Linked DNA regions of Homo sapiens: regions 1, 2, 3, 4 and 6 are each linked to region 5. The links are chromatin loops, found by intact Hi-C in ENCODE. Cell type or tissue: PC-3. All regions are shown on one strand. Region 1 has its middle 140 kb from the start of SLC25A46. Region 2 overlaps SLC25A46 (solute carrier family 25 member 46). Region 3 has its middle 46 kb from the start of SLC25A46. Region 4 has its middle 110 kb from the start of SLC25A46. Region 5 has its middle 8.0 kb from the start of TSLP. Region 6 has its middle 160 kb from the start of SLC25A46.

Region 1 (5,000 bases), 180 kb before region 5:
CCATTTTGATTTGAGTTTTGTATATGGTGATTCATTATTTGAGTTTTGCATATGGTGATGCATTATTTGCATATGGATATTTTCCCAGCACCATTTATTGAACAGACTTGTCTTCTCCTCAGGGTATGTTCTTGGCCCTTCTGTCTAAAATGAGTTCACTCTAAGTTTATGGATTTGTTTCTGGTCTCTCTATTCTGTTCCATTGATCTATGTGTCTGTTTTTATGCCAGTAATATGTTGTTTTGGTTGCTGTTGCCCTGTAGTATAATTTGAAGTCAGGTAATGTGATCCCTCTAGTTTTGTCCTTTATGTTTAAGATAGCTTTGGACATTCTGGGTCTTTGGTGGTTCCATATAAATTTTAGGATTATTATTTTCTATTTCTTTGAAAAATGACATTGGTATTTTGATAGAGATTGCATTGGATCTGTAGATTGGTTTGGGTAGTATGGACACTTTAACAATATTGATTCTTCCAACCCTTGAACTTGGAACATTTTTGCATTTTTTATTGTCCTCTTCAATCTTTTTCATCAGTTTATAATTTTCATTATAGAGAATTTTGCTTCTTTGGTTAAATAAATTCCTAGCATTTTAATTTTATTTGTGGATATTATAAATGGGATTACTTTTTAAAATTTCTATTTCACATTGCTCACTGTTGCTATACAGAAATACTACTAATTATTGTATGTGGATTCTGCATCCTGCATCTGCCAGTATTTTAAAACTGAATCCATGAAATAGAAGAGATTTAAAAATTTTTAAACATACGGCAATATTTTAGTTATGATTTTGTTATTCATTTCTTTTTTTTTTTGAGATGAGTTTCACTGTGTTGCCCAGGCTGGAGGGCAGCGGTGCGATCTCAGTTTACTGTAATCTCTGCCTCCTGGGTTCAAGCAATTCTCATGTCTCAGCCTTTCGCGTAGCTGTGACGATAGGTGGGCGCAACCATGCCCAGCTAATTTTTGTACTTTTAGTAGAGACAGGGTTGGCCACGTTGGCCAGGCTAGTCTCAAACTCCTGACCTCAAGTGATCTGCCTACCTCAGCCTCCCAAAGTTCTGGGATTACAGAAATAAGCCACTGCACCCAGACTGTTATTCATTTCCATTTTAACTTTAGAGAACATACTCTATATGATTTCAGCTTTTTGACTGTACAGGGTCAATTTATTGTGAAATTTTTGTGTTTGTAAATAATACGTAATATGTAATTGTTCATGCAGTGTTCTAACATGTATCTACTTAGAAAAGTTTGTCAACAATGTTGCTTAAGTATTCCTTATGTACACTGATTCGTTTGTTTGCTTTTCTCCTAGATACTGAGAGCACTTTGTCAAAAGAGCCCATGATGATTGTGGATTTCAGTATTCCTCCCTGAAGGACTCTCAAATTTTGTTTTACATATTTTTAGGCTATATTATTAAGTACTGTTAAATCAAGTTTAGCCTAAAGCTGCCTCCTTACATATTTAAGTTTGGCCTAAAGGTTTCTCTGTACATTGTGAACTATAACAAGCGGAGGTGTAAACAGACCATAGCCTACACTTCTGCCACTAACTGATGTTTGGCCAATCAATGTAGACAAGTGTTTGGATCGTGTTCAAATAAGGCAAACACTGAGCTGTAATCAATCTGGCTGTTTCTGTACCTCATTTCCATTTTCTGTACCTCACTTCCCTTTTTCTGTCCATAAATCTTCTACCACGTGGCTGCACTGGAATCTCAGGGCATACTCTGGCTTAGGAGGCTGCACAATTCGCAAATCATTCATTGCTCAGTTAAACTCCTTTAAATTAAATTTTGCTGAAGTTCTTCTTTCATCAGACAGCATCAGAAGTAGGATCCCAAGTAGAGCTTCTAATGACCCCCGAGAGCACTGAGCAACCAAGCAAGCTACCCGCCAGGCCCACTGTGTCCCTTTCTCTCCCAGAGCAGCTGGGGAGCCTGGTATTCTCCTGGTATTTGGATTCTCTGATTCCAAAGCTCCACAGATTTGTGTTTTAATTTTTGCTGCGGTTATTGTTTGTTTTTTGAAATGGGATGTCACTCTGTTGCTCAGGCTGGAGGGCAGTGGTGTGATCTTTGCTCTCTGCAACTTCTGCCTCCTGGGTTCAAGCAATTCTCCTGCCTTAGCCTCTTGAATAGCTGGGATTACAGGCACCCACCAACATGCCCGGCTTTTTTTTTTTTTTTTTTTTGTATTTTTAGTAGAGATAGGGTTTTGCCATTTTGGCCAGGCTAGTCTTGAACTCCTGACCTCAAGTGATTTGCCCGCCTCAGTCTTCCAAAGTGCTGGGATTACAGGCATGAGTCACCATGGGCCAGATTTGTGTTTTGATCCAAGTTTCCTTGAACAAATTTCTGATCCAAACTGGGTTTGGAAGTCATGACAGAAACTGGACTGGGTCCAGGATCTGATTGGCTCCAGTAATTAACTGGCTTGGATCCAGTTAGAGGCCTCTTACATCTGAGTGAGTCAGAAAGAAACTGGTTGTAAATGGCAATGGAAATTCGCAGAGATTTTTGTGTTCTAACCTCTTGTTTTCATTTTTACTGTGTGCTCAGGCAGGAAAAATATCACTGTGTGAGGTGATCAAGGTAACCTGAGAGTAAAGCCAATATTTGAGGTAAAAATGGGATCCTTAATTTCTGAAGAAATGAGTTCCTTCTGGCTTAAACATGCATAAGTATTCGGCCCAGGAAGCAATGAAGTCTTACAGAAATGGCAAAATCTTACTAAAGATAACTTACAGTGGAACATTCCAAATGAACAGCACTGCACTGAAGTGTATTTGAAAATAAGGGCTCCCCAAGATTGTGCCACTGTACTCCAGCCTGGGCAAGAGAGCGAGACTCTAAGAAAAAAAAAAAAAACCCGCAAACAAAAAACAGAAAAGGAAAAGACGGGCTCCCAAATTAATCTCATCTAGGGATGCCTATTGATTTGCAGAAGCTTCTTAAAAAATTTTCAGTATTTTTATTTAAAAACTTTATGAAAGGCAAATAAAAACCTTAAGCGACTAATTGGTTAAAAAAATGTCTACTAACCTTTGGCTTAGTTACTACCCCAATCCAAAGGAAACAAGACTTCACACCAATTGGCTGACTTTGGGTAAGTAGTGGGGTACATTTTACTTGGGTAAATGGTGGAATTGGATTGCAGGCCCTCCCCTCAGTAAAGTCCCTCTTGGTTAAAAAGGGATTTGGCACTATGGGATGTTAACTGCTATTCTCTTTGGATTAATCTGCCTTGCACTTTTTGCTGATGGCTATGGGTGACAGGATTAGACATGTATAGGAATGAGACATGGGGAACATTTTTCTCCCCAAAGGGGAAAAGTTGAGAGCTGATGGGACTGCTGGAAAAGATCCCTTTTATGACTGACAAGTGGCCATCTGATCTTTAAATCAGTGTTGCTGCAGTGGGTAGGTCTTTCTCTGGCCTCCCTGAGATCTCTGCTATACCTACCCCAACACAGGCAATGTTTTCTCTCTCTTTTTCTCCTTTCCCTTTTCTATCTTTTCTGTTACTCAGGGTGACCATCTTGCCCAGAGAACACATGCTGAAACTCATTTAATCCACTTTGAGTGGACTAAAGATGACGGAGCCCAACCAGGAACAAGTTTAAGCCTAACCAGTTGATATTGGGCACTAAGCAGAGTGGTTAATGTTTTGTCACACGTATTTTGCCCTGGCTAGAATGGAAAATGTTAATTTGGGTCTCCTATGTAGTCGGTTGGGTGGCAACTTACAAAATTGAGAGATTGCCTATGGTTCCATGAAACCAAAAAAGATGATTTTCCTTTGTGTTGTGGCTTGGGACCCATGGCTCTGGAGCATCTAGCAGGGTTGCTACGGCCACTCAGGGAAGGTCACCCAGAAACCTGGCATGCCAGCAAAAGGGTAAGGATTCCTTACCAGTCAGAATTCTGGCCTCTCTCTCTGTGCAAACTGGTTGTAGCAATGGTAAAAATCACTGTCTCCTCCGCAAAGTTTTGATTAATTGGAAGAAAGGATTTGTGAGGCTAGTCTTAAGCTGTAGCAAATCTGGCATTCTTTGTGCTAAAAGCTTGTCTTTCTGCATTGTTCCATCATAAAAAGGGGTACCATAGGATGGAATGCGGGCCTAGGACCCCCATAAGCTTGCTGTTCAAGCCAGCTTGGCAAACTGGTTAGTTACAAACTTTGCTGCAGGTCCCTGAAACAAAAAACTGGGTGAGGATTTCCTCTCGTATGTCCTTGGGAAAAACAAAGGCGGTGCCACATTTTAGAGAAAATCTCTATATTCCTCATGGAACCCCAGGAATTGAAAGTAGATAGATTTCCCTCAACATCTAAGACTCCGTTTTATTTTTCATTGTGGTATTTGATGTTTTTTACTTGGGCAGGGGGTGGGGGTTGTGGGGACATCAGAAATTACTTCACATTATCAGAGAACTTTGGTGTGTAATAAGTAGGTAGGAAATAAACCTTTAGGGATGGCAAGTGACAGTTATGGGGGAACACTCTGCTCTTTCCACGTTTGGATCAGAGAAGCATGCTCTTGGCCACCAAGAAAGTATAGAAATATCCTGACCCACACTGAGATAAGATTCCCATGGAGGATGGGCTGATTGCAGAATGGGCTGATCAACAGCACATGGTAAAATCATTGCACTGCCTTGTTCAGCATTTCATTTTTGGGGATCCAGGATTCAGTATGAAAATGACTCCCAGAATTTTTTGGGATCTGTTTTGCCTTCCAGCTGTGACTGCTTATTAGGCCCTAGAAACTACATGTTTTCCTAGCTCTGTTCTTCTAAGGACACCACCCTGAATCCAGTAACCTAATAAAGAAACTTAAAAACTGCAAATGAAAAATCTTACAATTACTAGATCTTCTGTCTCTCTGTGTTGTTATATGTGTTATGTGTGTAATGTTTATATATGAAAGAGTTCTGATTAATTGGCTTAAAAACAATAAGTGCTTAAATCAAATATTTTGTCAGAAAAAT
Region 2 (5,000 bases), 310 kb before region 5:
TAGAGTTACTTAACTTTTTTAAAAAATTGTCATTCTTATATACTTTGTAAAGCCTTTTTTAATCCTGTTCTTTGTTTCCATATCTATTCTCTTTCTTTTAACCAATCATCTTAATTTTCTTCCTTTAATTTCTCATGTTTACTTTCATAATCAGTTGTGCCTCTTGCTTCTCTGCCAGCCCCTTCTATCAGCACGTATGAAAACACCTTGTATTTTTTTCTCTCAAACCATCACAGTTGTTTACACTGTGTTCTAGAAAAGAAAATGTTCACCATTAGAATATATTTCTCCTACAGATTGAAAAAAATTAGAAGTTGATTACTGTTTTGAAAATTGGGCTAATTCCAGATGTTTTAAATAACATGGCTTTTGTTTTATTTAAGTTTATTTTTATGTTTTAGGGAGGTTTTACATAAATGGAGTCCTAAACAAATAGGAGAACACCTTCTACTGAAATCGTAAGTATCAAAAAATGGCATTTTTATTGGGCATTTTCACTAATTTTTATAGTATTAGAACTGGAAACAAATCTTATTAAATAACTGTAGAGAAGGAAATTAGAGCAGTGAAATGTTGGTGGGACTATAACTTCAAAGGACAAAGTAACACAGAGTTTAGGAATAAATCCTGAAATATATATTATCTTTAAAATAAATTCCTAATTTGAAAGGCTAGAATCACAGACTAATTTTGTGTATGTTTTCTTAGGAAGTTAGCATAGGTCTTCAATTTATTTAACCCAGATTTTCAAAGAAAGTATAACTATTTTATTGTTAATCAGAGATGCAAATGTATTTGTATGGTGATAAGCAAACCCAAAAAACCTTAGTGACATTGAAATGTAGTCCTGAAGGCACTTAGTGATTTTACAACGGTAACCATTTTTGTAGATTAGAATTTTATTCTTCACTTTTTAATTTTTTTTTTTGAAGATTGTGAATTGGAAATCCCCCAGCTTGCTGGCTCCCTCAGTGGGACATTCCAGCACATTATTACTTAGTGATGTTCCATTCACCTTGAAAACCACTACTTGCCAGGACCTGGCCCATAAGGGTTAGGTAAGTCCCACCTTGATATTATTTTGAATAACTATATTTTGCAGGCTTGCAAAGTTGTAATATTACTATGTCTAAATATTGGTGATAGGAAACAACTTTGCAAAGCTGTATAATGTTTTTTTTTTTTTTTAATAATAAAAGGGACTTCACTCACCATTGAAGACTGGCCTAACTCTGCTGGATGGGAAATCTGGGAATTGATATAAGAGGATAGTAACAGAAAAGTTACTTGCTCAAATATCACTAAAAAGGCAAACTATGGAATGGATCCCTCATCCTCAATTTTAAGTTTTAGATTTATAGGCTGCATTAGCTATGTGTAGGTAGATGTCCAATCTATTTTCTTTGCAGGCTGTCCTTGTTTTATCATTTGATTTTTTCATCTCTGTTGAATAAAGCATCCTACGTTACAGATTTCTGAAGTTAATATTTTTAGGCTGTAGGTATTAATAGTTGAAAACCTTAAAAAGATTATTCTAGCTTGACTATAAATTATGTTGACATATTAAAGCAGATATTAAAAAATTTAGTATAAGCATCTTGTTTCAGTATACTGATAAATTTGTTTTAATTTCTATAGCCTAACTTACGTGGTGGCAATGCCTTTTTATTCAGCAAGTCTGATTGAAACAGTGCAGGTGAGCTTTTTTTTACTGTCATTTTTTTTTTATTTAAGAATAGTTTTTTGACTATTCAGTATATTGTAGATATCTAACATTTCAGCAGAAAATTTTAAGACTATGTCTTAAAATATTTATTTTATAAATATCACAGTTATATCGCACGTTGCTTGTCTGTATATTTCCATTGGTATCTTAAGTCACACTTCTAGTTTTAATTATTTTTGTCCTTTCCATAGGCAACTATACTCTTCATTTAGACATCTCAGAACACAGCCTATAACTTGCTCTGAAAACAAAGAATCTATAAACTTTTTAAGGCCCTTACATACAACTCAGATGGTTATGGCTTATCATTGGACAGTAAATTAATAATTACCTGAGAATAAACATGATGGATAATCATCCGAACAGGAAGCAGGTTGTCCCCACAGGTAGTTTACTGACAGGATTCTTTTAAAACATGCCTTTAAGTGACATTTGATACTATTGGGTGTGGTAAATACTACAAAGCTGAAGCAATTTTCTGCTAGCACTTGAAATTCTGTTTGCTTGTGTTACTATTCCTAACCACATGGTGGCGCTTCAAGTACATTTAATTAAATGTCTTACCCTCCTTCCTACACTTAAAACTGTAAGATGAAGGTAGTTTTTACTTCACCTGTATACAAAATCCAACTATTTGTACACCTGTCTTCTATTTCCACATCAGATCCTCTAGCATATTCTTTTCTCTAGTATATGTGAGTGCCCTCTCTGTAAAAACTCGCACTGGATCAGCCTTTGCTCTTCTAATTACTCTTTTCTACCTTGTTTCTTTTCTGGCTGTATCATTCATCTTTGATTTATGATTATTATTATTATTATTTCTGTTAGAACTAACTTCAGTTAACTGAAGTTAGTGTCTTGCGACCCAAATCATACTTTCCCTTCCCCTTGCATTTGGCATTGTGTTAAATAAATGATGAATTTTTGTATGGTGCTATAGAATTTACAGAGTTGTCACTTGTATGAGATAGCCTCATTTTAAAGGTAAGGGAAAAATGTCAGGAAGGTAATTATTTAAGGAAAAACAACTAAGCAGAATGATTTATTGGGGAAAACAATTTTTAGCTTGAGACAGACCCATTATCACATTTCTCTGCTTAAATTAGACCTGGGACTTTAGACAGATTTCTTAACCTTTATAATTTTCTTATCCATAAATTGTGAATAGTATTTTAATAACTGACGTGTAACATTGAATGAGTTATTTATATAAGTGCCCGGCTCACTATGTGATAGGGTTTTTTCTGTGTATGTGTTTTTTTTAACCCAGTATTTACTCCTTGTTTCCTGCTTCAAGTTCCACTTGCTAACTCCTTTTGATCTCTTTTGTCTGCTTTTCTAGAACTCTTTTTTCTTTAGATTTCTCTCTCTTGAACATCTTTTTTCAATAATGCCTTTGCCATCTCTTGTCTTATACCTTAAGGCCCAATCCTTGACCCTCTGTTTTTTATCCTATACTCATTATTCTGAAAGAGCTAATTTATTCACAGGAATCATTAGCTCTAATCTCATGTGAGTTAAATCTTCAGACTCAACTTTTAAAAACAATCTCATCTGTCCCTCTAAAAATTAGCTTCCTTTAGAACCTCTTCTCCTTGGCAATATATTAGTGATACTATTGTTATCTTCACACTAAAGATTCAAAACTTTAGTTTTTGTTTTAGGAAAGTTTTTTATTTTTACATTTCTTTCATCCTTCATAATTACCCAGTCATCATGAACTTTGTAGTTATCTATTTCTTCATTAAGAATCCTTGAGGCCTAGGTGGGCGGATCATGAGGTCAGGAGTTCGAGACCAGCCTGGCCAACAGTGAAATCCCATCTCTACTAAAAATACAAAAATTAGCCGGGTGTGGTAGTGGGCGCCTGTTGTCCCAGCTATTCAGGAGGCTGAGATGGAAGAATCGCTTGAACCCGGGAGGCAGAGGTTGCAGTGAGCTGAGATCACGCCACTGTACTCCAGCCTCGGTGACAGAGTAAGACTCTGTCTTAAAAAAAATAAAAAAGAAAGAAAGAAAGAAATCCTTGTACTAGTCTCCACATTTTAAAAGTCAATACTCATACAAGATTGTTTTCAAGTTGCAATACTTATATATATCCTTTTACTGATTAAGGATTCATATTGACTCATATTCCCTAAAATCAACTTCAGACTTCTTATTATAGTTTTAAACCAAGGTTTTAATTACATCACTTTACCTTTCAGATTTGCAGATTATCTTAACTGCTAAACTTTTAAAAAAAATGTATCAATTGTTTATTGAGTACTTGCCTATATCAGGTACTGTTATAGACCCTGGGGATACAACAGCAAACAAAACCAAAATGCTCTGTTCTCATAGCACTTATATTCTTATGGGGAAAGTAGACATAAACAACTAAATAAAAGGTATATTTCATGGCGATTAACTGCTAAAGAAAGCAAAAATAAAGCAAGGAAGGCAAATAGGATGTGTAATGGGTAGGGAGGGGCGGTTAATATTTTTTTAAGAAGATAAGTAAAGGTCTCACTGAGAAGGTGACATTTGTGTAAAGATCAACATGCATATTTGGGAGAATATTCTAAGTAGAGGGAAGGCAAGTGCAAATGCCCTTACATGGGACTGTGTCATGTGTGTTGTATCATACATGCTTGAGAAGTAGGAAGGATGCCGATGTGGCTGGTGCTAACTAAGCACAAAATAAGCAAATGTTGAATTGTATTTAGAGGGAAAGCAGGTGCAAAAACTCTCAAGTGGGACTGTGTCATGTGTGTTGTATCACACATGCTTAAGAAGTAGAAAGGAAGCTGTTATGGTTGGTGCTAAGTAAGCAAGGGGGGAATACAGGAGATGAGGCCTGAGTGGTAAGAGGGGACCAGATTACATAGGACATTGTAAATCATTGTAATAATTGGGCTTTTGTTTGAGAAGGATGGAAAGTCTTTGATAGGTTTGAGCAGAGCGGTGGTGTGATCTGACTTACATCTTTATTAGGATCTCTTTGACTGTTGCATTAAAAATAAACTGGAGTGGGAAGGATGTCAGGGTCAGAAGTAGGAAGATGGATTAGAAGGCTAGGCAAGCTCACTGTCATCTCATAGTTTTAAATATCATCTATTTACTAAAGACTCCCACATTTATAATACAGTGCTCCTCCACTCACGATGGGATTACATCCCAATAAACCTGTCATAAATTCGAAAAATCTTAGGTTGAGACATCGTAAGTTGGAAACCATCTGTAGGTCCATTGTGTACCTTTTTCTGTAATTTCTATTGTGAACTCCATTTGG
Region 3 (5,000 bases), 280 kb before region 5:
CTGTACTCTTCATGACTGGTTTGTTCTTGGGACAGTCATTTAAATACTGATCTTCAGTTTTCTTTTTTTTTATTTTTCTATTTTATTTTATTATTATTATACTTTAAGTTTTAGGGTACATGTGCACAATGTGCAGGTTTGTTACATATGTATACATGTGCCATGTTGGTGTGCTGCACCCACTAACTCGTCATTTAGCATTAGGTATATCTCCTAATGCTATCCCTCCCCCCTCCCCCCAATCCACAACAGTCCCAAGATTGTGATGTTCCCCTTCCTGTGTCCATGTGTTCTCATTGTTCAGTTCCCACCTATGAGCTAGAACATGTGGTGTTTGGTTTTTTGTCCTTGCGATAGTTTGCTGAGAATGATAGTTTCCAGTTTCATCCATGTCCCTACAAAGGACATGAACTCATCATTTTTTATGGCTGCATAGTATTCCATGGTGTATATGTGCCACATTTTCTTAATCCAGTCTATCATTGTTGGACATTTGGGTTGGTTCCAAGTCTTTGCTATTGTGAATAGTGCCACAATAAACATACATATGCATGTGTCTTTATAGCAGCATGATTTATAATCCTTTGAGTATATACCCAGTAATGGGATGGCTGGGTCAAATGGTATTTCTAGTTCTAGATCCCTGAGGAATTGCCACACTGACTTCCACAATGGTTGAACTAGTTTACAGTCCCACCAACAGTGTAAAAGTGTTCCTATTTCTCCACATCCACTCCAGCACCTGTTGTTTCCTGACTTTTGAATGATTGCCATTCTAACTGGTGTGAGATGGTATCTCATTGTGGTTTTGATTTGCATTTCTCTGATGGCCAGTGATGATGAGCATTTTTTCATGTGTCTTTTGGCTGCATAAATGTCTTCTTTTGAGAAGTGTCTGTTCATATCCTTTGCCCACTTTTTGATGGGGTTGTTTGTTTTTTTCTTGTAAATTTGTTTGAGTTCATTGTAGATTCTGGATATTAGCCCTTTGTCAGATGAGTAGGTTGCGAAAATTTTCTCCCATTTTGTAGGTTGCCTGTTCACTCTGATGGTAGTTTCTTTTGCTGTGCAGAAGCTCTTTAGTTTCATTAGATCCCATTTGTCAATTTTGTCTTTTGTTGCCATTGCTTTTGGTGTTTAGACATGAAGTCCTTGTCCATGCCTATGTCCTGAATATTGCCTAGGTTTTCTTCTACGGTTTCTATGGTTTTAGGTCTAACATTTAAGTATTTAATCCATCTTGAATTAATTTTTGTATAAGGTGTAAGGAAGGGATCTAGTTTCAGCTTTCTACACATGGCTAGCCAGTTTTCCCAGCACCATTTATTAAATAGGGAATCCTTTCCCCATTGCTTGCTTTTGTCAGGTTTGTCAAAGATCAGATAGTTGTAGATATGCGACATTATTTCTGAGGGCTCTGTTCTGTTCCATTGGTCTGTATCTCTGTTTTGGTACCAGTACCATGCTGTTTTGGTTACTGTAGCCTTGCAGTTTTCTTTTTAATAAAATAAAAATAGTAATATACCTAACCTAACAAAAATAGTAATATACCAACCTAACAAAAATGTTGAAAAATGTAATAAAATGTGTGTAAGGTTGTGATATATAGTAGGTTCTCAATAAAAGGCAACTGTTATAAGAAAATTGATCTTATTAATTTTAGAACTCAGCATTTTGTCCATTTCTTTGCTTTAAGAGGTGCCTGATAAATGTTTGACAAATTGAATTCTCTTTGTTCATTAATCTATTTTCTTATTATTTTATTACAACTTCTTTCCTGTTAATGCTATCACTTCTAAATATTATAAACTCTCTCTTCTCTCTTTTGTTTCTTTTTGGATTTTCTCTTTCCAATTACAGCCATTTCTTCATGGCATAGTTACAGTAAAATTTGATTTGTGTATATATCTCATGAGACAGTACTTGTCCTAGATGAAAAATCATGCAGCTATTTTCTCTCTTCTCCCATCTCTGAATGTCATTTTAGTTTTGTTTCCCTGGTCTCTCTCCTCAAGCAAATACAGTTTTAATTCTTTTTGCTTCTGTGGTTAAAGGGATCAGCTGAGGGTATTTATTTTCAATATGCCTTGCTGATTAAGGAGGATATCTATAAAACAGCCTCTTTTAATATTTCTATTGAAGTACCTCCCAGATAAATTTTTTTTTCAAAAAGGAAAACTCAAGCACTAAAAACCAAGAATGTCAGTCAACATACTGCCAGAACCTTGGAGGTTTTCACACTTAGTAAATACTCTGAAACTTCACTGTAACTTGCTACCTAAGGGTGACTCACAGGGAATAAAGCATTTCTGAATTTTCAAATGTGGGTAGAGATGCTATCTATCTTTTTACTCCCATTGGCTTCCAATCATTATTTTTGTAGGTTAGTCAAGGAAGAAAACTTCATAATTATTTGTTGACAGAGTACTAATGCTAACAAATGGCTTGAATTGCCAGGAAAAACTCCCATATAAGACTCTCATAGGGTTCAATAACTAAGTCCTTAGGCTTTATAGATACAAGGAGCTCCTCAAGTAGCTTGAAAAGCCCAGAGTTTTGTAATTGTCTTCTCTGTGACCCAACCCTATGATTTTAGACTTAGACTGACAAACTTTAGAGTTTGGCAACATAACCTCCTTAGAGATAAGTCATCTTTTTGGCTGTCTTAGGGTAGATGTGGGTTTATTTTGTTTTTACAAGTGTTTGCTCTTCCTCCCACTCACTCTACCACATGCAAGCCTATTAGCACAAGTACGAAAGGTTGGATGTGGTGTCAAAGACTATATCTGACTAATGGTAATGATGTGTATCAATTGCTTAACCTTGCCTTGTACTAATAGCTGTTGCACCAGTGGCTGGCAAAGATGGGCATTCATTTGATTTGGCTTTTGTAGTTTGTAGTGGTCCACCTAGTCACTTGTGGTGGCTTTGAATTTGGTTAATTGTAACTTTTCTGTGGATTACTTGGATCAAGATAAACAGTATTTGATGACTTTGATAAATTTATTTCTAGTGATATAATTTGGGGAGAGAAACTTAAAAAGATAAAAATCTACTTTTCAGGGAAGCCAGCATATAGAAACAGAAAACTATAGAGTTTTATAGAATTGATAAAGAGACATGAGTCACAGATATAATATTTTAGAGAAAGTAAGCAAAAAGTATGCACAGCAAACTTCGGTGGGAAAATATGACCTCTGCACAACATGTTCTGAATTGGAAATTAAGGATCTCTATTCAAAGGAGAAATCAAAGTCTAGTCTGTTCTCCCATTCCTTGTATAGGTGCATTTACTTGTCAACTTTTACATAAGACATATTAGAGATGGTTCTTTTATGGTGGTGTTATTTCCCTACCCATCACGGTTTTAACAAGAGGCTTTTTGCTAGGGTTTCACAGTCTGCATGTAGATAGGGTATGGCCTGTTGCTAGACTTGAGTTCTAGAATAACCTAGTTCTAGATTATTCTCATATTTTCTCTTTACTCTTGTACCTTGTCTTGAAATCCAATACCCTGTCATATCTTTGCTTTTACACATCCCATAATGTAGACCGATAAAATACCTAACCTGACTTGGATTTCTAAAGCAACAAAGCTGACAATGAATAAATGTCCTGAAACTTAAAACAGCAAAGAGATGCATTCTTTTACTCATATTGGTAAAAAAATTTAAAAATTCATAATAAAAAGTATTGGCAGTTTGCAGGAGGAAAGGGATTCTTACACACTGCTGGAGATGGGACCAAGTGGTACAATACACAAAGAAAATATTGGCAATACCCATTGAAATTTTTAAATGCACTGATCTGAAAGCCTAGGAATTCTTTTTCTAGGTATCTACAGACTGGAAAAAGCACTTGCGCATATTTACAAAGAGACATATATAAGAATAATTTTGCAATACTAAAATAATATTTAATACTGAATAATTGGAAGTTTCCAAAATTATAACTAATTTACTTCCAGATTATCAAATACAATGCAGCAGGGAGAAGAAAAGCAATTTAAAAAGTGGGATACACCAATTACTAGCATTTATAAAGAAAACAGGAATAAACCCACTCTAAAACACACACATGCAAACATAAATGTAACTATATTATATATATACATATATGTTTATATGTATATATTGCCCAAGAAACTATACTTTTGCATACAAATGCATAGAAAATGTTTGGAGGAATATACAACAGAGGCAACCACTATACTTTTCAAATATAACTTTATATTTCATGAAGAAAATATTTTCATATATTGCTTGTATGATTGAATGTTTATAATAAAACTTACTAAACATGCTTCCTCCTTTCCCCCCAACACACACCACATGTCCTGAAAGAAGTTGGGATTTTTAAGCAAGTTGCAGGGTAAGTTAAAACTAATTCAATCAAAACCTGGCAGAAAACCCAGTTAGATTAAGTTATTTTAATAAGATATTAAAAAGGGATACTTGTCTCTGTTTTGGCCAAGTTGATAAATGTCTTGGGATCACAGATAAGAAGTATCTGTACTTCTTTCCACTGAAGTTAGAACAAACAAATATGCATATACAGTCATGCATTACTTAACTACAGGGATGTGTTCTGAGAAACACATCCTTAGGTGATTTCAACCATGTGCAAACATCATGGAGTGTTCTTACACAAACCTAGATGATATACCCTGCTACACTCCTAGGCTATATGGTATAGCCTATTGTTCCTAGGCTACAAACCTGCACAGTGTGTTACCGTACTGAACACTGTAGGCATTATAATGCAATGGTAAGTGTTTAGGTATCTAAACATATCTAAACGTAGAAAAGACACAGGAAAAATATGGTATGAAAGATTAAAAATAGTATACCTGTATATAGTACTTACCATAGATGGAGCTTGCAGGACTGGAAGTTGGTCTGGATAAATCAGTATGTGAGTAGTGAGTGAATACGAAGGCCTAGGACATTACTGGGTGCTACTGTGGATTTCATAACAGTGTACACTTGGTTCACTTAGGC
Region 4 (5,000 bases), 210 kb before region 5:
TAATTTTATTTGTGGCTATTGAAGATGGGATTACTTTTTTAACTTTTTTTCAGATTGTTCATTGTTGGCATATAGAAATGCTAATAATTTTTGTATGTTGATTATGTATCCTTCAATTTTACTGAACTTGTTTGTCAGTTCTAATAGTTTTTTTTGGTGAATTCTTTAGGTTTTTCCAAATATAAAATCATATGATTTGCAAACAAAGATAATTTGACTTCTTTCTTTCCAATCAGGATGCTCTCTATTGCTCTTTATTTCTTTCTCTTGTCTGATTGCTCTAGCTAGGACTTCAAGTACTATGTTGAATAACAATGGTGAAAGTGGGCATTCTTGTCATGTCCCAGATCTTAGAAAACAGGTTGTCTTTCAGTTTTTCTACATTCAGTATGATACTAACTGTGTTTCTATTATATATGGCTTTTATTATGTTGAGGTATGTTCCTTCTGTACTCAGACTTTTGAGAGCTTTTACCATGAAAGGATGTTGAACTTTATCAATGCTTTTCAGCATCAGTTGAAATGATCATATGGTTTTTGTTCTTCATTTTGTTGATATGATGTATCACGTTGATTGATTTGTGTATGTTGAACCATTCTTGCATCCCTGGGATAAATCCCACTTGGTCATGATGAATGATTTTTGTAATGTATTGTTGAATTTGGTTTGCTAGTATTTTGTTGGTTATTTTTGCATCAATATTCATCGGAGATATTGGCCTGTAGGGGTTTTTTTATGTGTCATTGTCTGGTTTTTTTATGAGGCTAATACTGGGTAGAATGAGTATGGAAGTATTCCATCCTCCTCCATTTCTCAGAATAGTTTAAGTAGGATTGATACTAGTTCTTCTTTAAATGTTTCATAGGATTCAGCAGTGAAGCCATCAGGTCCCAGGCTGTTCTTTGCCAGGAGTCTTTTTATTAGAGCTTCAATCTCATTACTTGTTCTTGGTCTGTTAAGGTTTTGGATTTTTTCCCAGTTCAATTTTGGTAGGTTGTATGTGTCTAGTAATTTATCCATTTCCTTTAGATTTTCCAATTTATTGGCATATTATTTCTCATAGTACCGCTTATGACCCTTTGAATTTCTGTGGTACCAGTTGTAGTATCTCTTTATTTATCTCTGATTTATTTATTTTATTTTATTTATTTATTTATTTTTTGAGTCGGAATCTCACTCTGTCACCCAGGCTGGAGTGCAGTGGCACGATCTCGGCTCACTGCAAGCTCCACCTCCCAGGTTCATGCCATTCTCCTGCCTCAGCCTCCAGAGTAGCTGGGACTACAGGTGCCCACCACCGCGCCCAGCTAATTTTTTGTATTTTTAGTACAGACGGGGTTTCACCATGTTAGCCAAGATGGTCTCAATCTCCTGACCTCCATCTCTGATTTATTTGAGTCTTATTTCTTTCTCACTTAGTCAATCTGGCTAAAGCTTTGTCAATTTTATTTATCTTTTCAAGAAACCAACTAATCATTTTGTTAATCTTTTGTACTGTTTACTTTGTCTCAATTTCCTTTATTTCCTCTCTGATCTTTTATTATTTCTTTTCTTCTACTAATTTTGGGTTTGGTTTGCTCTTGCTTTTCTCATTATTTCAGATGCATTGTTAGGTTGTTTATTTGAAGTTTTTCTTCTTGTTTGATATAGGCATTTATGGTTATACATTTCATTTTTAGTAGTGCTTTTACTATATCCTATAGGTTTCAGTATATTGTGTTTCACTTAACATTTTCTTCAAGAAATTTTTTAATTTTCTTAATTTCTTCATTTACCCACTAGTCACTTGGGAACTTATTGTTTAATTGTGATGTGTTTTTGGTTTCCAAAATTCCTCTTGTTGTTGACTTCTAGTTTTATTCCACTGTAGTCAGAGAAGATGCTTAACATTATTTCAATTTTTGTGAATGTTTTAAGGCTTGTTTGTAACATAATATATAATCTATCATTGAGAATGATCCATGTGCTCAGGAGAAGAATGTGTATGCTGCAGTTGCTGGATGAAATGTTCTGTCAATATCTATTAGGTCAATTTGTTCTATAGTGCATGATAAAATAGTTTATCTTGAAATACTATTAAAAGTGTTCTGGCATATTTCAAAACGGTTAGTTTCCACTTTTTCTGCTGCAAACACAAGGGAATTTTTCTCCAATATTCATTTTAAGAACCTAGTTGAGTTTCTGGAGGTAAAATTCACAAAAGTGAGGGTCACTTTTCAGTAAATGGCCCCTGAAATTTTTAATTCACAGATTTGTCCACACTGAGCTTCCAGCAACTCATCAACTACTATTTAGGCTTTTTTACTCAGGCATTTTTTTTCATGGAGTTTTCTTCTTATAGATTTCTGTTCCAGTAAGTTGTGATTCTCTGTATTTGCCTGTCTACCCCTCCAATTTTGGGGGAAGTATTTTGTCTTGTGACCTCACCTCTGTGAAAGATCAAAGAAGAGTTGTTCATTCTTCAGTTTGTATAGCTTTTTATTTTGTTATGGCAGAGTGACGACTTCCAAGCTCCTTACATGCTGGACCTGAAACAAGAAACTTCCTCTCACTGTATTTTGGAAGCATATAACTTCTCTAGTTTCATGAGCTCACAGCTGGAGATGAATGTTTTCTCAGGATGAATCATACCTTGATACCTTAAATGACATATAGTACAGACTTTGAAGTTGGAGTTGATGCTGGAATAGGTTAAGGCTTTGGCAGGTGTTGGCATGGGGTACATTATTTTGCATGTGGGAAAGAAATGAATTTGGGGGCACCAGAGGGCAGAATGGTATGGGCTGAATTGTGTTCTTCCAAAATACATATGTTGAAACTCTAACCCCCAATATGACTGTATTTGGTGATAGGGTTTTAAGGAGGTAATTAAGGTTAAATAAGATTATAAGAGTGAGGCCGTAATACAATAGGGCTGGTATCCTTACAAGAATAGTAAGAGACACCAAGAGTGTCCATGCACAGAGGGAAGGCCATGTGAGGACACAGGGAAAAGGCAGCCATCTGCAAACCAGAAGGAGAAACCTCACCAGAAATCAACACTGTCAGCAGCTCGGTCTTGGACTTAATAGTTTCCAGAACTATCAGAAAATAAATTTCTGTTGTTTATGCCATCCAGTCTGTAGCATCCCTATAGTTTTGTATGGCATCCTTAGCAATCAAAGACAAGTCTCAACTGAATGTTTAATGTATTCAGTGAGGTCTATTTTCCCAAGCATTGTATGACCACTGGCATTTCTTTTCAGTTCTCTGCCTATTATTAGCCACTTCCTGCTAGACCTTATGTAGTCTTATGTGCATGCAAAACTCAGCTCTCATCAGACCTCTAGAACTCCCCTCTTCAGAGTTTCCTGTTTTGAGGTACCTTGCTATTTCAGCTTGACTGAACTCCAACCTCTGCCATTTCAACTCAATGGGACAACCACTCTGCAATTGGCTTCTACCTTCCTGAACTCTGGTTTGAAAACTGTGTTTAGGCAGAAAGCTAGAGAAAATATGGAGCTCACCTTGTATGTTGCTCTTGTCTCAAGGATCATAGCTCTGTACTGTCTGAAAACAGTTGTCACCCATATTTTGCCCAGTTTTAGGATTGCTTATGGTGGGAGGGTTATGCTCAATACCAGTTATTCTAGCATGTCTAGAAACAAAGATTTTTCATAAGAACTTTCCCACTTAAAGGTCATATCAAATAAGATATGAGATAGTTTGTGTTCTTGCTATTCCTAACACCTCATCATCATACCCGGAATTTGAGCAATAGGTCAGGATTACTTGGCAGCCCTCACACACCTGTACACAAAAAATCTCCCAAATATTACACACATAAATCAGCATGGTACTACATGTAGAAACAGTAAAATTGTGAGTAATATAGTATCCTCCATATGTTTTCAATTTTAAGTAAATGTCACAGTCCTTTAAGGTAAAAACATAGTAATGAAGAAGCAATCAGAAATGAATTTAGTTCTCCAATCATAATTCAGCCATAATCCAGCATTATTAAAATCTTATTTTAAAACTTATGCAGACAGTAGTAAGTATTTAATTTATGAAGGAAAGGCATAGTTAAGGTGTTGTATAACTTGTTGTCAGAAGACATGAGTTCAAATCCTCTTTCTTCTCTAACTTTGTGACCTTGGGAAAGTTACTTGACCTCACTGCATCATACTTGCTTTATTTCTGAAATGGGCTAATGAACCTAAAAGGGCTGCTTTGATGCTAAGTAACATAGGTAAAGAAGTTGGTGCAAGACAGGCACTCAATAAATAAACCTTAAATCTTATAATGATAAGATAAAACTGTACTTTTTGAATATTTTCAAGATTTTAAATTGAAAAAAAAAAAGCTAACCAGCATCTGTTTACAGTGAATTCCAATGAAGCAATTAAGTTAACTAAGAAAAGTGAAACTGATGACTCATGTCAAAGATAGGTGATTCCTATTTTCCTCTCAAAAAGGAAGTTTAATAATGGTGAGGTAAGGAATACATTGAAATGCTTACAGAAGTCTCAACAAGTCTCTATCAGCAGTTGAGATATGTGTTTAATTTTCTCATGTGGTAGCTGTGGAGAAAGGCACGAGAACCCTAGTACTCCTACTGTTTGGCTTGAGACACGGCACTGTGTCATAACCAGTTTGTTCCTTAGGAGTTATCAGATCCAGTCCTTCACAGTGCCTCTAGGTTTGTGGCTTCAATACTACGTTCTGAAAGATCCTTGAGCTCTGGGTCATATTAGGGTTCTACACATGACTGCAACTAAAAAAAGAGAGAAGGAAGGAAGAAGAGAGGAATGGAGAAGAAGAAGGAGACAGGGAAGAAGGGAGAGCAGAAGAAAAAGAAAGATAGGGAGAATTACTGTTCTTCCTGAATTCTGTGATGTTACCTGACATTAATAACAATTATCAAAATCATTCATCATCATCATTGCTATAGTTAAGAACTTGCATACATTCTCAAAAAAAAACTTTATGAAGAAAGAATTATCCTTATTTTACACAT
Region 5 (5,000 bases):
AATTAGATTTTTTAAAAAATCTTCATAGCAGAAACCACTGTAAGCAAAGTCAAAAACAAATCACAAACATATAGGTAATATCTGCAATTCATTTGCTAACAAAGGGATAATTTTCCTAATTTAAAAAGATCTCCTTCAAATTAGTAAGGAAATTTCCAACAACCCTTTAGAACAGGGGTGTCCAATCTTTTGGCTTCCCTGGGCCACATTGGAGGAAGAAAAATTGTCTTGGGCCACATATAAAATACACTAACACTAATGATAGCTGATGAGATAAAACAAAAATTGCAAAAAAAAAATCTCATAATGTTTTGAGAAATTTTATGAATTTGTGTTGGGCTGCATTCAAAGCCATCCTGGGCAGCATGCAGCTTGCAGGCTGCAGGTTGAACAAGCTGGCTTTAGAACATCCAGCAAAGCATTTAAGCAGACAGTTCACATAAAAAGAAATACAAGTTGTCCTTATGCATATATAAACTAAAGATATTTACTATAAACTCTAAAGTAACTGCCACAAAAAAGTCAACTTGACTCATAACAAAATAAAGTCAAATTACAACAACACTGACACATAAGTTTTACTCATCAGTTTGGCAAAACCAGTAAGTTTGATAACATCTTATGTTGACAGGGAACTGACATTTTCATGATATTAGACAATTTTACTGGTATTTCTATAAATAGATATTATATAGTCAGATGATAGGTAGATAGATAATATCTATCCAAGTTAAAAATGAACATACCTTTTAACCTAGAAATTTTACTTGTAAGAATTTATCTTACAGATAATTCACACTTGGATAAAATGTACTAAATGATGAGTGAACAAGGTTATTCACTGAAGCATCATTTAGAATAGCAAAGATTAAAAATAATTTTATAAAAACAAGAAAGTTAAATTTTGATATATTTTAAACAAAGGAAACTATAAATCGCTAAAAATTCTTAAGAAGCTCTTGATAAAATAATATGGAGCAGTATCTAAGATACTATTTGAAGAAAAAAGAACTCAATAGTATGTAACAATGTTATCATTTTTGTGAAAATAGTAAGTAAATAGATATGTATAAAATTTTCTGGATATGTAAACCTATGTATGTATATGCATACATGTATACATATGTATATAATATCTCTGGAAGAATAAAAGATAGCATTTATATAAACTTTTTTAAACCATATTGTTTTCAAGCACATATTTGTAAAAATAAAATTACAGAGACATACATGGTACTGATAAACACCAAATTCAGAGTAGCAATTAACTTTGGAAAGGAGTAGTAATAATAGGATTATGCAATGATACACAGAGCCTTCAACTGTTCTGTAACTCTTTTGTAGGGTTGTCATTTTCATATAATTTCAAGCTTGAAAAATAGTTAAAAGACAAGAACAAATAACTTTCATCCATCCTTTACCTATGTTTTAATATATTTTCATCTCTCTCTCTTCCTTCTTTCTTTCCTCCCTCTCTCTCTCTCTCCGTCTCTATCCACACAGACAAAAAAAAATACTTTATCTCTAAATGATAACAATGATTCAATGACCAAAATCAGAAAATTAAACATTGATTTAATATGATTAGCTAATCCATGGTCCATTGCATCTGTAATGTTATATTTTCTATAAAAAAAAATGTGAAGCAGCCTGGCCATAATTGTTCACACCTGTAATCCCAACACTTTGGAGGGTCAAAGTGGGTGGATCACTTGAAGCCAGGAGCTCTAGACCAGCCTGGGCAATAAGTGAGACTCTACCACTACAAAATATTTTTTTAAAAAAATTAGCTTGCCATGGTAGTGTGTGCCTGTAATCCTAGCTACTCAGGAGGTTAGGCAGGAAGATCCCTTGAATCCAGGAGTTTGAGGTTGCAGTAAGCTATGATTGTACCACTGCACTCCAGCCTGTGTGAGAGAGTGAGACTCTGTTAAAAACAAATGTTAAAACTGTTGGAGTTTATTAAAGGGGATGTGGACGTTTTATAATGCTACAATTTTCTGTGTCTTTAAAATAGTTTCCATTGCCTAAAAAAATAAAGATAATTTAACCGTACATCAAATGATGTTATCTAGCTCATGTTTTAATCAGCCATCAATAAATATGTATTTTCTATCTGTGATGGAGACCATTTTCCTGGCCTCCAGGGTCTGGTCCCTAGGGTTCAGTTAAGGCAATTATTTCCCTCATCATGTCAGATAGATATGAATGTTATGGACTGAATGTTTATGTTCCACCAAAATTCAAATGTTGAAGCCCTAATCTCTTATGTGAACGTATTTGGAGGTGGGGACTTTGGGAAGTAATTAGGTCCTAAGAGTGAAGCCTTCATGATGAAATTAAGAAGAGACACCAGAGAGATGATCTCTCTCTCCATCATGTGAGGATAAAGCAAAACTAAGGCCATCTGCAAGCCAGGAAGAGAGCCTTCACCAGGACTAAGTGGAGTCTGCCTTGACCTTGGACTTCCAGCATTCAGAACTGTAAGAAATAAATATCTGTTGTTTAAGACACCCCATTTATGGTATTTTGCTATAGCAGCCTGAGCAGAATAAGTCACCTAGCCTCACTCTGCAACGGAAAAATAATGACTCATGAAGATTGTCACTCCAAACCCTTTGCAAAGGAAGATACAAATGCCCAAGGCTGCTCATTACATAATTGCTCAGAAACACTGTTTCTCAGGTGTACACGATGCTGCACACGTCCACTGAGACACCTAGTGGTAGGCAGTTCTGTCTATCTGAAGATAAAAAGCAAAACACTATGCTCAGTGTTTTGCATTTTAACTCATAAAATATAAAATTGGTTCTCTCCCCAAATGCTCAAAGACTTTTGTTTATTCTAACTCCTCTTTAAATCATGCCAATGAGGAATACAAACAAAACAGACTGTGTAAGCACATTGCCCTGGGTCAAAGTCAGCATGAAATGCTCTCATCTCCTAATCTTTGTACTAATTGACTATTCACTAACCTACTATATTGTTTTAATTATTAATTCTCATGGCTCTTTTAAAATCATTTATTTATAAAACAAAATATTATAGGACATTATCTGAATCTTCAGATTTATTCCACTGCAACTAGTAGTTGTTCAATAAATATTAAATATAATTGACTTACATTAAGATATAATGAGTGTAGGCAATGTGCTAGGTCCTAAACACAGATACAAATGCAGATATAAACATCATAATAGGAATTCAAATGCACGGATTGGAAATTATCAAGATCATTACAAAACGATTGTTCTCTATAAGAAATCCTTTCAAGAAGAGTAACCAACAAAAAAGCTCTAACTACAAAAATACAAAATTACATGGAAAAGGTAATGCAATTCATTGTATCAGAGAAGTTTGGGGGTTTGGGGGAAAGCAGGCATTCTTCGTTGAATTAAACAACAATGGAGCTATAAATTAGCACATCCTTTTAATAGGAATAACACCCACACTACAGTTTTATAAATCTCTTCTTTCCAACCAGTGAGAGTAGCCTATACTCTCTGAGGTAAGAAGTCATTGAGTTTCTTTCCAGGTTTTGTAAAATCGCAAAGTAGGAAATATTTATTAAATATCTTTGTTTTAAATGCTTCTCTTCTTTTCAAATGCATTTTTGGAATAACTGTTCTTTAAAGGGGATTTGAACCTTTAGAACTGTTAGGAGCACATGAGGAAAGACTTGGGAACTTAGGAGTATAATTAATATTCTTAGGAGGTACTCTATATGAGTTATGAGTTCATACTACAAATGTTGAGGAACAAGAGCTATAAGTCAGAACAAAATGGGAGGCGGAATTCTGTTTGACTGAGTGACTATATTGGAGAAATTGCAGGTTTCGGGCCACACCGTGGGACCCTTACATACTGTTGATAAACTTTTTTGGTAAAAGTCTTGTAAACACTACAAGAGAGTCAAAACCAAACCTAACATAAGGCTGAGTGGTATAATTTCCTAGAGCAGAGATCTGTAAACTTTTTCTGTGAAAGATGAAATAATAAATATTTTAGGCTTTGCAGGCCAGATGGTTTCTGTCACAACTGCTTAACTCTGTCCTTGCAGCACAAAAGCAGCCAAAGACAATACTGTAATAAAAGAAGGGTGGGTTTGGATGTATTTCAATAAAACATTATTTACAAAAGCAGATAGGTAAGCAGAATTTAGCCTACATATGCTGGGCGCGGTGGCTCACGCCTGTAATCCCAGCACTTTGGGAGGCTGAGGCAGGACAATCACTTGAGGCCAGGAGTTCAAGACCAGCCTGGCCAATATGGTGAAACCCCGTCTCTACTAAAATTACAAAAATTAACCCGGCATGGTGGCGTGGACCTGTAATCCCAGCTGCTCAGGAGGTTAAGGCACAAGAATCTCTTGAACCTGAAAGACAGAGGCTGCAGTGAACTGAGATTGTGCCACTGCACTCCAGCCTGGGCAACAGAAGCAAGATCTGTCTCAAAAAAACAAACAAACAAAATAATAGAATTTAGCCTACAGGCTGCAGTTTGCTAACCCCTTGCTCTAATCTCTGAAAATCTTTTCTAGGTGATATACCCACATGAAGACAGTCCTCAGGCCAAACTCATAGATCCCAATTCTTTGCTATCCATTTATCCTCTTCTGAACTTTCTAGAGTCTCCTTTTCTGTTTCTTCCTCCCTCCACCCCCACATGTGTCTGGAATTGTCAGGCAGCTTTTTCTCAGAAGCCCCGAATGGCTGTGTGGGAAGAAATTAGACCTCGATGAGACAAACAAAATGATTATTAGGGACTTGCTTTGTTTAAGAGAGGAAATACACTTGGGGTGATTGCTTAACCCAGAGATTATTACTGAGAAGAGTGGGACTCACAAAAGAGGAGACACCTGCAGGGCCTCAAACACTCCAGATGAGAAATAAGCTGAGGGCTACCCCTTGACTCACATAATGGTTACTTTGTAAAAGATCCTTTTATACATAAACAATGTGTCTAAACTATGAAGCAAATTACACAATAGAGTCCAGTAG
Region 6 (5,000 bases), 160 kb before region 5:
TAGAAAAGAGCAGGGTATAGTAGAGTTCTTAAAAAGGGCAAGTCGGGGCTGGGCGTGGTGGCTCACGCCTGCAATCCCAGCACTTTGGGAGGCCCAGGCGGGCGGATCACGATGTCAGGAGCTTGAGACCATCCTGGCTAACACGGTGAAACCCCGTCTCTACTAAAAATACAAAAAATTAGCCAGGCGTGGTGGCGGGTGCCTATAGTCCCAGCTACTCCGGAGGCTGAGGCAGGAGAATGGCGTGAACCCAGGAGGCGGAGCTTGCAGTGATCCAAGATCACGCCACTGCACTCTAGCCTGGGGGACAGAGCGAGACTCCGTCTCAAAAAAAAAAAAAAAAAAGGCAAGTGGGTAAGATCACTTATGTTTAATATAAAACTATAAATGAGTTATTTCACTTTTTTTCTAAATCTGAAATCTACTATGAATTTTTTATTTAAAGCAGAAAGCATATCCCTAGACACACTTCAGGTGTTCACTAGTTAATGTGGCTAGTGGCTATGAGATTGAAGAGGGACAGTCTAAACAATGTATAAGAATACAACAGTCTGAGAGAATACCTCAAGAAATAAGGCAGGGTGCAGTGGCTCATGCCTATAATCTCAGCACTTTGGGAGGCCAAGGTGGGGGGCCCCTTCGAGCCCAGGAGTTAGAGACCAGCTTGAGGAACATAGTGAGACCCAGAGACTTCATCGCTACAAAAAAAGTAGCCAGGTATAATGGTGCATGCCTATAGTCCTAGCTACTCTGGAGGCTGAGGCAGGAGGATGACTTGAGGCCAAGAGTTCAAGGCTGCAGTGTGCTATGATCACGCCACTGCACTCCAGCCTGGGTGCAGAGCAAGACCCTGTCTCTAAAAATAAATAAATAATAAATAAATAAGAAAGAATTAAGCATGTTATGAGAATTATAAAAGCATCCACTAGATGGTCTTTAAAAATGGAAACTAGGTATGTCATATTTTTACTTGATCTTTTTTTTGCCTTAAATTAATGTTCCTACTAAATAGTTATCCAGTATGAAGTCTTTGTGAGAAACTTTCTTTTCATTAACCTCAGATTATGCTTTTCTTCTGAATGGGCTATTTTTTGGAAAATTATCTATTTTTATTTTTGAACAAACATTCAAGAACTAATGGAATATAGTATCCATTACATCAAAAACTACATTCATCACACTCTAAACTTAAAATGGGTGCATCTCATTACATGTAAATAATACCTTATATTTAAAAGTGCTTTGTTTAAATATAAATAAAAAATAGGAAGAATTGACACCTTTAAAATACTAATATACGGCTTTAAGAGCCTTTGTGTTTGCTGTTCCCTCTGCCTAGAACATGCTCCCTTACATCCCTGTGGTCTTCACTGAAATGTGGCCTTTATATAAAGCCTTCCTTGGCTATGTAATCTAAAATGGCAAGTCTCCCACGTTGTACCATCTTTATTTTTTATTACTTATTATTTACATTTAACATATTATACATTTTACTATTTATCTTGCATATTGTCTGTTGTTCTTTGAGAATATAATCTCTGTAAGGGCAGAATTTTTTTGTGGGTGGGGTGGGGTGGGCTGGTTGGACCACTAGTTACAACTATAGAGCCTAGAACTGTGGCTGATACTCAATATATGCCTCTTAAATTTGTGAGTGAATTCGTATATTTATTCTATCATTCTATTGTAATAATGCACTCATTTAAGAAACCTTAATTTGTGTCTTTTTAAAGATTTGTATTAGGCTCTGAAGAGTGGGGGCTTGAACGCAAATGCCTCTGGTTTAGCAGTATACAACTCACTGGCCGAATCCAGCCATCACCTGATCTTGCAAATTGTTTTACTGGAACAAAGCCACATTTGCACATTTACATATTGCTTTCACATTACAATAGTAGAGTTGAGTCATTGTGACAGAGAACATATATCCCGCAAAGCTGAGAATATTCACTATTTGGTCCTTTGTAGGAAAAAGAAAAGGGTTGCCAACGCCTGATTACCCTTGTCCTGAGGAAGACAGTTCACCTAAACCTTTAAAACCTTTCTGTTTGCAGATCAAATTTTAAAAATCCTTTATTATTGTGATAACATTCTTGGATTTACTACAGAACCAAGCTTTCAGTACATCCCCACAGAAGCCACATACTTTATGTACTATACTCTGAATGAGTACATAGTGAAACACTTCTTGTCTAAAACTACCCAGAATCAAACTAAAAGTGAATGTTAAAAACAAGTTTTAATGATTCACAGGGTAACTATCCATCTAATTTATTTAATGGGCCATGATTCATTGCTGTAACAGTACATGTAGGTATAACATTCTGAGAGATTATTCTGATTAAAAAAATGGGCAAATGACCAGAATAGACATTTTTCCAAAGAAGACATATAAATGACCAACAGACACATGAAAAGATGTTCAACATCACTAATAATGGAAATGCAAACCAAAACCACAATGAGATATCACTTCACACCTGCTAGGATGGTTGTTATCTAAAAGATTAAAGAAAGATAAATGTTGGCTAGGATGTGGAGAAACGGGTACCCTTGTACATTATCAGTGGGAATGTAAATTAGTACAACCATTATGAAAAATAATGTGGCTGTTTCTCCAAAAAATAAAGATAGAACTACCATACGATTGAGCAACCCCATTTCTGATTGTATATTCAAAGGAAATGAAGTCAATATCTTGAAGAGATATTCACACTCACAAGTTCATTGCAGCATTATTTACAATTAGCCATGATAAGAAAATGATGTTTGCTAATTTTAATGTAAAAGGAAATACCCTGGCTTTCATATTCAAACCTTCAAACTGTCAGCTGTTAAGAATATTTCTACAAGAGAATTTGAAGAGTAAATTGCTTTTGCAGGGTGATAAAGACATCACCTCATCAAATACTTACCTTCATGATTTAGCAGCTCCTATTTTGGTATTATCTCTCTCTCTTTTTCCTGTGTGTGTGTGTTTTTTTCTTATGAAAAACGTAAAAATGAATCAGTTGTTAGGCAACATGCTTAGATGAATGGTCATGGTTTACATTTAGTCAGCTGTCCATACCACTAAATGAGATAAATTATTATTCTGGAAATGGTGATGGTAGTGAATCATTTTGTTAACTGGAGCTCTGATTAAACATTGATTCAAAACTTGAACATTTATGCACGCATATACAAAACCTTTTCACCTTTCCACTTGAGAAGATACTGTGTAAAAGGAACATTTGTGGTCATTTTCAAAGGAAAGCCATATTTCTAACAAGTGATAGGAGAAACATGCAAATTCACAGATGGTATGAATCATTCAGTCTCTCTTTTTATAAACTAGTGTAAAGAATAAGCAAAGTCAGTCAAAAAAGTTACATAACTTTTTGTCTTTTTCTACTCATGAGCAACACTTACTTGAAATACTTTCAAGGATTCAGTTTTTGGAAGAGGTTTCAGATAGAAAGGGTACAGAATAAGAGAAATTTGATAGTTGTTTTGTGCCAAAATTGTTTAGCATTTTTTATTCCAGTAAAAAAAAGGACATAATATTACCAATAAAATTTTTTATGAAGTGCAACAAAAGGCAGATTAAGTAAGTTAGCATTCTAATTCTCATAAATTCTGTTCGATGTTTGTCCTTTTAATAACTGGAAAGTAAACATATTTTGCTAAATGCTATCTTATATCTATAAGACTTTAGAATTTTAATCATTAGGTTGTAATTACCAATGAAAGAATAGTTTGTCAACTCAAGGAAAAAAACTGAACATCTCTTCATCTAAAATGTACCTTCCACAAAGGAAACCCTGCCTGAAATTTGACCGTCTGAAATTCATTCTATGCCATCTGATTTATTTTATAAAGTTAATAATGTTGTCCCTCAGTTTCTCCTTATCCAGAATCATCTATTTCAGTTAGTGAAATCACTTAGCCATCCAAGCTAGAAACCTCTGTGCATGTTAAAAAATAATTTCTCCTCTACGATATACTGTATTTCCAAACTCCATTGAACATCCTTTTCTCCATCACAATTGCCATGACCACTCTAGGCCCCTTACAAATGCTCAGGTGTATTGCCATATCCCGTAACTGTTCTTGCTCTTTCCAGACTATCCCTCTCCAATACTCCATACTGCTGTCAAATCATTCATTTACAGTAGACCTGAGCAGGATATCTTAACCTAAATGAAAATTGAAAAATAAAAAACAAAAACAAAAAATAAAACACATGGCTGCTGATGTGTTTACAGAATACTAGTAAAAACTCCTCACTGGTTGAAGATGGTATGAAAAGAATATTGGTTTTATATTGTTGTTCTAGTACTTAGTAGCTGTTTACTCTTAGAGAAAAAGAAATTATTTAAACTCTTTGAGACTTAATTTCTTCAAACGGGATAGTAATACATACCCAAGAAAGTTGCTGTGTTACTAAAATGAGACAATTCATTTGAGACCGTTTAGTGGAATAGCAAATCCAAAAATCAATTTTCTTTTCTCAATATAATTCCAAATTACTTTTTATATTATATCTTGCAATACTCATCCTCTTGCAATCCAGGCTGTAACATTCCAGTTTTCCACAAACATACATACATCTTTGCTTTATTTCTTCTGCCTAGAACACCTCTCTTAGCCTTCTACATTCAGCCCACTTCTACTCATCCTTTGAGGCCCAGTTATCACTCCTGCAACAATTTCCCTAAGTTACTTGTACTCTCCAATCAGAAAAGATTCCTCTGGGCTGTCAACAGCATATTCTAGTGTTTTTACATGCTGTTTGTCAAGACTGTGAAGGGCAGGGCATGAACTTTTTACTTACAAGCTAACAGGTTAACCTGTTACAGTTTAATAATGCTGGAAAACAAGAGATTCCTGAAATAGAGGCAATAGACTTTACTCTCAGCAGACAGCATGAACTCTATGTTCATGTTGCTTCTCCTTGTTCCCAAAGTCCCATGGTGTTGCAGCAGAGGGGGTCCATCTAGATGCTGGACATGCAGTGG

What was found. Peaks named below come from ENCODE experiments on the same cell type or tissue, not always from the same donor. Only the 100,000 strongest peaks of a DNase experiment are listed, where the experiment ranks them.
Region 1: a loop joins it to region 5, with 3 times the contacts of the local background. A loop is called at or near these places in 2 of 110 quality-filtered maps.
Region 2: it touches region 5 in a loop (10-fold over the local background); 43 of 110 quality-filtered maps call a loop at or near these places.
Region 3: a loop joins it to region 5, with 5 times the contacts of the local background. A loop is called at or near these places in 15 of 110 quality-filtered maps.
Region 4: a loop joins it to region 5, with 2.5 times the contacts of the local background. A loop is called at or near these places in 5 of 110 quality-filtered maps.
Region 6: a loop joins it to region 5, with 6 times the contacts of the local background. A loop is called at or near these places in 7 of 110 quality-filtered maps.

The regions. Positions count from the first base shown.
Region 1 is chr5:110,878,208-110,883,207 of GRCh38, forward strand. No RefSeq gene overlaps it. Among named protein-coding and RNA genes, the nearest start is that of SLC25A46, 140 kb to the left of the region's middle. In PC-3, no CTCF peak of the experiment used is centred here; a DNase peak (open chromatin) is centred at 2,404; H3K27ac peaks cover 1,410 bases.
Region 2 is chr5:110,755,064-110,760,063 of GRCh38, forward strand. SLC25A46 (solute carrier family 25 member 46) reads left to right here. Exons shown (of 8, transcript NM_138773.4): 6 at 402-458; 7 at 1,639-1,696. Among named protein-coding and RNA genes, the nearest start is that of SLC25A46, 19 kb to the left of the region's middle. In PC-3, CTCF peaks have their summits at 2,246 (motif pointing right) and 2,451; a DNase peak (open chromatin) is centred at 2,248.
Region 3 is chr5:110,782,811-110,787,810 of GRCh38, forward strand. No RefSeq gene overlaps it. Among named protein-coding and RNA genes, the nearest start is that of SLC25A46, 46 kb to the left of the region's middle. In PC-3, no CTCF peak of the experiment used is centred here; DNase peaks (open chromatin) are centred at 2,321 and 2,701; H3K4me3 peaks cover 1,120 bases; H3K27ac peaks cover 2,226 bases.
Region 4 is chr5:110,848,956-110,853,955 of GRCh38, forward strand. No RefSeq gene overlaps it. Among named protein-coding and RNA genes, the nearest start is that of SLC25A46, 110 kb to the left of the region's middle. In PC-3, no CTCF peak of the experiment used is centred here; a DNase peak (open chromatin) is centred at 2,596.
Region 5 is chr5:111,061,217-111,066,216 of GRCh38, forward strand. No RefSeq gene overlaps it. Among named protein-coding and RNA genes, the nearest start is that of TSLP, 8.0 kb to the right of the region's middle. In PC-3, CTCF peaks have their summits at 2,723 (motif pointing left) and 2,933; DNase peaks (open chromatin) are centred at 585 and 2,635; H3K27ac peaks cover 1,414 bases.
Region 6 is chr5:110,897,869-110,902,868 of GRCh38, forward strand. No RefSeq gene overlaps it. Among named protein-coding and RNA genes, the nearest start is that of SLC25A46, 160 kb to the left of the region's middle. In PC-3, no CTCF peak of the experiment used is centred here; DNase peaks (open chromatin) are centred at 1,893, 2,073 and 3,083; H3K4me3 peaks cover 1,272 bases; H3K27ac peaks cover 3,273 bases.